Regions from separate parts of the Homo sapiens genome. Here region 1 is linked to region 2. Evidence: read pairs that join two places in POLR2A ChIA-PET (ENCODE). Cell type or tissue: Panc1. All regions are shown on one strand. Each heading gives the region's core, and the rest is flanking DNA. Links, peaks and the distances in the headings are about the cores only. Region 1 has its middle 140 kb from the start of IQSEC1. Region 2 has its middle 52 kb from the start of IQSEC1.

What was found. Peaks named below come from ENCODE experiments on the same cell type or tissue, not always from the same donor. Only the 100,000 strongest peaks of a DNase experiment are listed, where the experiment ranks them.
Region 1: POLR2A ChIA-PET joins it to region 2 with 6 read pairs; 2 of 35 experiments call an interaction of 5 or more read pairs at or near these places.

Annotation. Positions count from the first base shown.
Region 1 is chr3:13,214,186-13,218,576 of GRCh38, forward strand. It overlaps a transcript of IQSEC1 not described here. Among named protein-coding and RNA genes, the nearest start is that of IQSEC1, 140 kb to the left of the region's middle. In Panc1, for the core only: no CTCF peak of the experiment used is centred there; a DNase peak (open chromatin) is centred at 1,968; H3K27ac peaks cover 357 bases.
Region 2 is chr3:13,123,266-13,127,656 of GRCh38, forward strand. It overlaps a transcript of IQSEC1 not described here. Among named protein-coding and RNA genes, the nearest start is that of IQSEC1, 52 kb to the left of the region's middle. In Panc1, for the core only: no CTCF peak of the experiment used is centred there; no DNase peak of the experiment used is centred there.

The DNA.
Region 1 (4,391 bases), core at 164-4,163, 91 kb after region 2:
ACCCCTCTCTTACCCTTCTAGTCGCACTGCAGGGGCTTCTAAGCCTTTGAGAGCCAACCTGCCCTGGCCGGGTGAGACTAACCCTGTCTGAGTCATTAACATCAGCCTTCTGCAGAGGACCCGGAACACCACATCTGCTGCTCCCAACACCCTTGTCCAGGAGCTGCCCAGGCCGACTCCTCACCCCGTCCCACAGCCAGCACAGGCAGGCACACGGCAGGGCTGCAGCAAGCTCGAGCCAGAACTCTGGCCGTGGCCCCCTGCCTTGAATCTGGGACATGTCCCTCCTCGTAGCCCTCCTTCCTCCAAGAAACAAATGGGAAACTCCCTTTCATGGCCTCCATTGCACGTGGGTGCAGCCTGGGGCCTCTCACTGCCAGGTGGACGAACCAGGGCAGGAATCCTAGCAGAAGCCTGTGAGGTGAGGAGGGGGCACCTCCAGGAATCCACCCTGGCAAGAGCAGGGCCACGGTGCCATCAAGGGGCCACTGTGGCACACGAGCTGGTGTCCGGTGGAGCACGGTCTCCAGGGAGCGGTGTTGAGGTCTCAGCTGGGCACCATGCCTGACCATGCAGCTGGTTTTCTGACCTTCCAGATGGTGTGCGGCACCTGGCATTCTGGAACTTCTCTTTCTGTGTAAAGAGCAAGAGCAGGTCCCAGTGTTTGCAGCTGAGCGCCAGGACCGACGTCGGGCTCTGCTGAGCACTAGCCGAATGAACAGGCACCCGAGTGAACGGATGAGTGGAATTTACTGCACCCATAAGTAGAATCTTGAGCCCTGTGCCTGACCTAGACTAGGCCCTCAGACATGGTTCAGGGCTGGCAGGATGAGTAAGTGCCTACTGAATGCAAAGGCTGCAGAGGCGAGAGGCAGGTGGTGGGGATGCAGCTCCTTGTGCACCATCTGGCAAGGGAAGAGAAGGTGACTCTTTACCACCAACCCCTCCCCTGTGCCAGGCTCCTGCAGTACACAAGACAGGAGCATGGAGGAAAATCAAACCAAGCCTCCGCCAGTGGGATGGAAAAGGTTTCCAAATAAACCAGCGGCCAAGGCTCAGAATGGCTGACCAGAGGCCTTGCCCAGAGGACAGAGAAATCCACACGGCTGCCTGATGAAATCGAGAGGACACGCCAACTAGATTAGCACAGATCATCAGCCTACAACCAAAGTACCTGCTCCAGGAGCACACGGAGCTTTGGCGCCCACCTTCAGGCTCTGGCCATGCCAGACATCATGAAGGGCAGCCTCAGGCTCCCTCAGAAAAGCAAAGAACAAGAACTGCAAGAGTTTCGTTTAAAATCCATGTTAAGTCTGAACAGCTTCACAATTGCAATTAGCCAGACAGAGCTCTCTGCACATTTGAGAGGCTTGATAAACGCCTCTTTGGTCCTGGGGCCGAGGGAGGCAAAGTTGCACAGATAATAAAACACCAGGGCATTACCAAATCTTCTCAGCATGGATGACACATGGATGTGTTGATGGGGCCCAGAGAAGGCCGACATGGCCACTGCACTCCACCCCTGGCACGGGCTGGGCAGAGAGGCCGGTATGATCAGCAATTCCCACATAAGCTCAGAGCCCCTCCACAGTGGCTGATGCCATATAGCTGGGGAGCAGCTGGGCTGAGAGGAGAGCCCGTTTCTCAAACGTCTCCTGTTGAGAAGGGCCAGGGACCTTCAGGCAGGATCTGCTGTGGAGCTCACAGAACAAGTATCCTCCGAGCCCCAGAGCAGACCAGGCCCGGGGCTTCCAAACCAAATCTCTGTCTCAGCCCTCACAGCCAAAGTCTGCTTCTCTTAGTGATTCCTAAACATCCAGACACCATGTGCAGGGGATGATGCCCTCAAAGACGGGTAGAGCCACTTCCTGGGGCTGGGCAGGCCCTCCAGAGCTCTGTCCAACACCTATTGGAAATGCCTTTAAGTGGGCGTGTCCTTTGGCCATTCTAGGAATCTATCCAAAGGACACAGTCATTGCACAAAGATGCAAAGATTGGCAGTGACCAATTGCTCAACGGTAGGAGGTTGCATATGTAATAACAGCACCCATGCAGTGTGGGAAAATAGGCAGCCAACAGCGCAGCTGTAGAACAGCATTTCCCAACCAGCATCCCCTACACCAGCAGCCCCATGTGAGCTCCCAGAGGAACACATGGTCAAATATGTTTAGGACTCATTACCAGCAGGGGACAGGGGGCCCTCGGAAGGGGCCACTTGAGCCAGCCACATGAAGGGACGGCTTACAGAGGGCAGGTGAGGGCAGGGAGCCCCCCAGAGACACACCCAGGGCTAGCAGAGCGACGAGCTGTCCACTCCCTGGACCTAAGGGATGAGAGGGAGCAGTCACCTGAACCCAAAGGGATTGCAGAGGGGAGCTGTGGCTGGGGACAGGGGGACCGCAGGAGGGGCTAGAGAAATGAATATCCCAGCCTCTTTCCATCCTGCCCACTGATCTCCCATCAGTAAACCCACCAGAAAGCTGGAGGGTGCGGAAGCCAGTGAGAGAGGGCATCCCTCCAGGGCACAGAGTATGGTGAGCAGTGGACAGTGGGTCCAGACAGACAGATGGACAGAACACCCGGATGCACTCTCTTCCCCGTGGAGAAACAAAATGCTATTCTATTCATTAGCACATGGAATACACACATTTAACTTCACTTACCCCTGCCCACTCCAGAACATATGGACGCTTTCTCCCGATGAGTTTAGGTCACACTGACCTAGAAGAGTTAATGGCATAGGACACAGCATATCACGACGCAGGCAAGGTGAACACACTGCAAAACTTAGCTGATGACAGGAGCCCAATGGTGGTGACAAAGGATTTGCCATGGAGAAGAGCCCTGAAGGACATTCTCCCCCATTACAGATGACAAAAGATGATTTTGATTTTATTCTTAGTGCTTTTAAAAAAAAAATCCAACTGAACAGAGTGAACCTGACTCAGGCTTTTTTGCTTGTTTTGTTTTACAATTCAATGACTTTTGTAACTTTCACTGAATGGTGCAATTACCACCATAATGTTAGATTTACAATGTTTTCTTCTCCCAATGAGATCCCTCATGCATTTACATCCAATGCATTCCCTTATCCATCTTCAGCCCCCAGCAATCACTAATCTACTTCTATCTCTATGGGGTTGCCTTTTCAGGACTTCCATATGCCACAGTCTGGTGGCGGGGCTTCCTCCACTTGGCATTGTGTTTTTGAGGTTTATCCATGACATAGGGTGCACCAGCAGATCGTTCCTTTTCAGGGCTGAGTAGTAGTCCACTGTGTGGAAGTACCAAGTTTTCTCTCCATTCACACCATTTTTTTCACAATGCTTCTGCCTTAAACCACTGGGAGGGACTTGCTCTCCAGAAAGAGAGCATAATGGAGGCACCTCCACAGCTGGTCCAGAAGCCTTGGGTCTGGCTGGCTCCAAATTTCCCCAACTTGATTCATTCTAGGCCCCATCTCCAGTTTTGTGCCATGTCCCTATAAACTACTTAGTATTTTCCTTTAAATTGCCTCACTCCTTTACTTAAATGTATTTTGAAAAGAAAATTCACTTTTATTTATATTCACATTTTAAATGTAAAATACTATCATTACTTGAAATAGAAAAGAATGCTCAAAATAATACCAGGAACACAAAACAATGACATCACATTCTTGCTCCAGACTCTTGCTGTTTCACCCCAAGCTGATCCCTGAAAGAGGCCCAGACACCAGACTGGCACCAAACTGAGCCACTGTCCCATACAGAACCAGAAGAGCTGGAAAGACCTGGGATGTAATGACCTGACCTCTACACAGCACCCGAAGCATCTAGAAGCAGCACCATCATCACATGCTAGCCCCCCACCTAAAGTCAGGTGCACCCCTGGCTTCCGAGGCCCCCTGGCAGCTCCGGCATTCTAGGATTCCAGGATTCCCACATGCAGAGGCTGGGAACCTTGACAAAGCTGTGTCGGGGGTGGGAGCAGGAGTGACCTAGCACCTCCTGTGTGCTGACTTCCTTCCACATGCACCTATGGTGCTCCCAGGTGTGCGAGGCCTGGGGCAAGGCATGGGTGGGGAGCGGCTGGACCTTGCTGTGCTGAATCCTTGAAGTTGGGATCATTTTTTAATCCCATTAGTCCCCAGGGTCTGGCTCAGTGCTGGCTATACAGCAGGTGCTCATGGAATGTAGAATGAATGACTCATAGGTGTGTGCATGAATGAGCTGGCTGGTGAGAGAAAAAGACAGACAGAATAACTCATCTGAAAACTACTCGAACCATTCAAAAGGTGCTGCTCTCCAAGGCAACAGAGTCTTTGGCGGGAGGTGTGGGAAGCCTGTGGCCGAGACAGCATAGTGGCTGCACTAACACACAAGATGCTTTTCACAACTCATGACTGGGGA
Region 2 (4,391 bases), core at 172-4,171:
ATATTTGTGCCCCTTCATAATTTATTTCAAACCTGTAAATGATGTCTGTGGGAAAGCCTGTCTCTGACATCTTCTAATAAAAAGACATTAACAGCCCCACTGAAGGCTGGTGCTGGCGGAGTCAGGTCTTTCCGGTTCCCATGGGGACGGTGGCCTGTGGCTACAGGGGAGGCTGGCCTGGGCCAGTGGGCATACGACTGGGAGGTCTTACATGTGTATGTGGAGGGCCTCCTTTGGTCTCCAAGTCCAAATGTGGCCTTGTGACTTCGCCATTTTGGAAAATTTGGCCAGCATTGCCCCTGGAAATGATTGGCTGAAACTTTAGGTACCCAAGTGCCACCAGCCAGCCTTTGTCAGGTACAAGGCCAAGCGTCCTCTGCAGACCCCTGAGTTTGCACCCCTTGATTGAGCCTTCTTATGGAAAGTGAGGCCCAGAGAGGTGAAGCAGGTTGCTCAGGAACACACTGCAAGGTGGGAAAGGAAGGATGGAAGCCTGGCTGTGCTCCCGCCCAACCCAGAGCCCTGCGCTGACCTGCAGCCTCCTGTCACTGCTCAGCTGAGCCTGGCGAGACTGATTACAGACTCTAGGTTATGACAGGATTTAGCATATGTGGATCAGGGGTCTGCAAACCATGGCTCTCGAGCCAAATCTAGCCTGCGGCTTGCTTTTGTAAATAAAGTTTTATTGGAACGCAGCCACACCTGTTCATTTCTGCATTGGGTATGACAGCTTTGAGAACAACAGCGGCCAAGGGATGCTGCCAACTCAACCTGACCTTCTGCTGTCATAACCGGCAGGCATGGTGTGGGCCTGCACCCTGAGCTAGCAACTGCTTCGTTCCACAGAAAAGACTTCCATCAGGGTATACGGGTTCGTCTGCAACTGGCTGTGAGTGCAGACAGCTTCCAGGGGCTGGGGGAGTGGCAGTGACTGCAGAGCATCAGGACCCAAGTCACCTTCACCTGCACCTTGGCTGCTTTAGGAAATGGTAATGGCTGGGGGGACCCAGCTTCCTAGGGCTCACGAGGGCCCCCACCGAGCTCACCAACATTGCTTATGCCTCCAAAGTAGAGAATTCGAGGACTCTAGAATGTTAACCATGGGAAGTCACTCTCTACTCCCCAGCCTCAGTTTCTTCATCTCTAAGGAAGATCACATCCAGTGATTGCTGAGGCTCTGCTCTGCAAGGCGGTCCATGGATCTCTATGAGTGACTGTAGAGCTTGGAGCCCTTCCTTTGATAACAGAAAACAGAGACCGAGAGTAGCTGTTCATCCGTGATGTGGGGATGTTAATGGCACTGCCCCCTTCCACACACACTGGATTGCAAAGTGCAAATTGAAGAGACATCCATGCTGTGGTGGCTAGGCAAGGCTGCCACATGTTAAGAGCTCAAGAAAGGGCACTGGCGGGACTGTCATTATTCGTGGTGTACTTGGCTCGGGGGCCCCGCCCATCAGACCCAAGACCAGCGATGCTCTTGGGCAAACGTCCCATGGGAGCTCCTGGATCCCCCCCAGACTGTCCTGGCTCAGTCATGGGCCATGCCCTCCTCCCAGTGGCTGCCTTCAGCCCCACACAGCACCTGCCAGCAGTCGTTCAGCATTATGGTGAGGGTAGGTCCCCGATCCATATCCACCCGCCCTCACCACCTCCGTGCCACCATCCTGGCCTGGCCACCGTCATGTTTGGCCAGGGCATCAGGGAGGCCTCCTAAGGGATCTCCATCCTCCTTCTCCAGTCCACACAGCAGCCAGAGGGACCTTTTAACGCAAAATTCAGACAGCACCACCCTTCTGCCTGCAGCAGTGCGCAGCTCCCCACTGCCCCTGGGTAACTCTACAGCATGGTTTCTGCCACCCCTCACCCTTGCCTACTGAATCCTTATAACATCATCTGTCTTCCACATCCTTAAACATGCCAAGCAAACCCCCAGCTAGGGGCCTTTGCTCCTGCTAGTCCCTTTGCCTGGAATGTGCCTTCTCAGCTCTTTTTGTGGCTGTCTACGTACCCTCAGGTGTCCTTTTAATCATCACCTTCACAGAGAAACCTTCCCTGACCTCCCACCCCCACCTCCACCAGGTGAGGCCCTCCAGCTGCTCTCTGTCATTGCTCCCAGGTCATTTTCTCTGCCTTGTTGCTTAAATCACAGTCATCTAATGAGTAGGCATTCCCTCCTTCACGGTCTGTCCCGGAGCAGGCGGTGGTGGCAGGACAGGGCTTGGGCAGTGCTGGAGGTGCGGGAACCAGCCCGCCAGAGCTGGCAGTGCAGTGTGGCGCTTGAGAACAAGGACTCTGGAGCTGCACAGCCCAGGGTGAATCCCGTACAAATCTCTTAGAAGCTGTGTCCTTGTCCCTGGACAGCCCTCTGGGTCTTAGTTTCATTTCCCCATCTGTGCAATGAGATAACAGCATCATCCACCATACTGGGATTCCGCTTGTGGGGGATAAGGGCCCTACTCATGCTGGCACTTGTTACAGAAGGAATGTAGACTCCAGACACCTCTGCCACCCTATGCCCTGGCCAGGAAAAACAACGGGACAAGGAGGAGCCGAAGCCAGCTGAGGGCCATGGGCTGCCCGGTGTTCCCCTCCCAGTGCGGTCCTGCTAAAAGGGACCTGGCCACCTGGGAATGGTGATGATAATTTTCTCACTGGGACTACCAGAGGAAAAAGATGCCTCCTGCACTGCATGAGTCTTAATTAAAAATGAGATTTGGTGTTCTCAATATTAAAGGGAAACTTTCATTTGTGTCCTGAAGCTGGTTTTGTTGTTGTTGTTGTTGTTTTTAACAGCTTTATCAAGGTAAAATTGACACACAATACTCTGGACATATTAAAAGTGTACAATTTAATAAGCTTTAGCATATATTTGCACATGTGAAACACACTCATGATGGAACATATCCATGCCCTCAAACATTCTCTCATGCCTCTTTGTAATCCTTCCCTCTTGCCTCTAGAAGGATTAGTTTGCATTTCTAGACTTGTTTATAAACGGGATCATATGGTGTGCATTTGTAATCTGGCTTCTTTCACTTGGTTATGATTACTTTTGATCCATCAAAGTTGCTGCGCATATCAAAGTTCATTTCTTTCTCTTGCCAAGTAGCATTCCACTGTACGGATGTCCTACCCCTCGCTTATCCTTTAGCCCTTTGAGGGGTATCTGGTCACTTTCACCTGTTGGCTATCTTGAATTACACTGCTAAGTATGTTTGTGTGCAAGTTTTCTGTGTGGACATATGCTTTCATCTGTCTCAGGTAAACATCTAGGAGTGCAATGGCTCAATCATATAGTAGGTGTGTATTTAACCTTTTAAGAAACTGTTAAACTGTTTTCCAAGGTGTTTATACCATTTCACATTCCCACCAGCAGATGATGAAAGTTTCCATTTCTCCACATTTTCACAAGAACTTTATGGTCAGCCATTTTCATTTTAGCCATCCTAATCAGCATGTAGTAGTATGCCACTTTGGTTTTAATTTGCACTTCTTTAATATGCAATGATGCTGAGTATCATCCCCTTAACAGTATTTTGCAGGGCAAAAGTTTTCAATTTTTATGAAGTCTAACATTTTGCTTTTATAGATCATGCTCTTGGTATTAAGTTTAAGACCTTTTTGCCTAGCCCTAGGTCCTAAAGATTTTCTATTTTTTTCCTAAAAGTTTTATAGTTTTAAGTCCATGATCCATTTTGAGTTAAATTTTATATAAGGTATGAGGTTCACTTTTTTGGCCTATGGATATCTAAATTGCTTCAGAATCATTGTTTGAAAGGTTATTTTTCCTCCATTAAATTGCTTTTGCATCTTTGTTAAAAGTCACTTTGGCTTATACGTGTAAGTCTATTTCAGAGTTCTCGGCTGGGGGCGGTGGCTCACGCCTGTAATCCCAGCATTTTGGGAGGCCGAGGCAGGTGGATCACCTGAGGTCTGGAGTTCGAGACCAGCCTGGCCAACATGGTGAAACCCCGCCTCTACTAAAAATAAAAAAAATTAGCCAGGTGTGGTGGCAGGCGCCTGTAATCCCAGCTACTTGGGAGGCTGAGGCAGGAGAATCGCTTGAACCCTGGGGGCAGAGGTTGCAGTGAGCCGAGATGGCACCATTGCACTCCAGCCTAAGCAACAAGAGCAAAACTCTGTCTCAACAACAACAACAAAAAAACAAACAAACAAAAAAAAAAAAACCAGAGTTCTCTATTCCATTGATTCATGTATCTGTCCCTCTGCCAATATCATACTGTCTTGATTATTGTAGCTATATATTAAGTCTTAACATCAGGTAGAGTGAGTCCTCCTATTTATTTTTCTTTTTTTTAAATTGTTTTAAGCTATTCTAGGTCGTTTGCCTTTCTGGATACATCTTGTAATAAGCTTATGTATGTCTA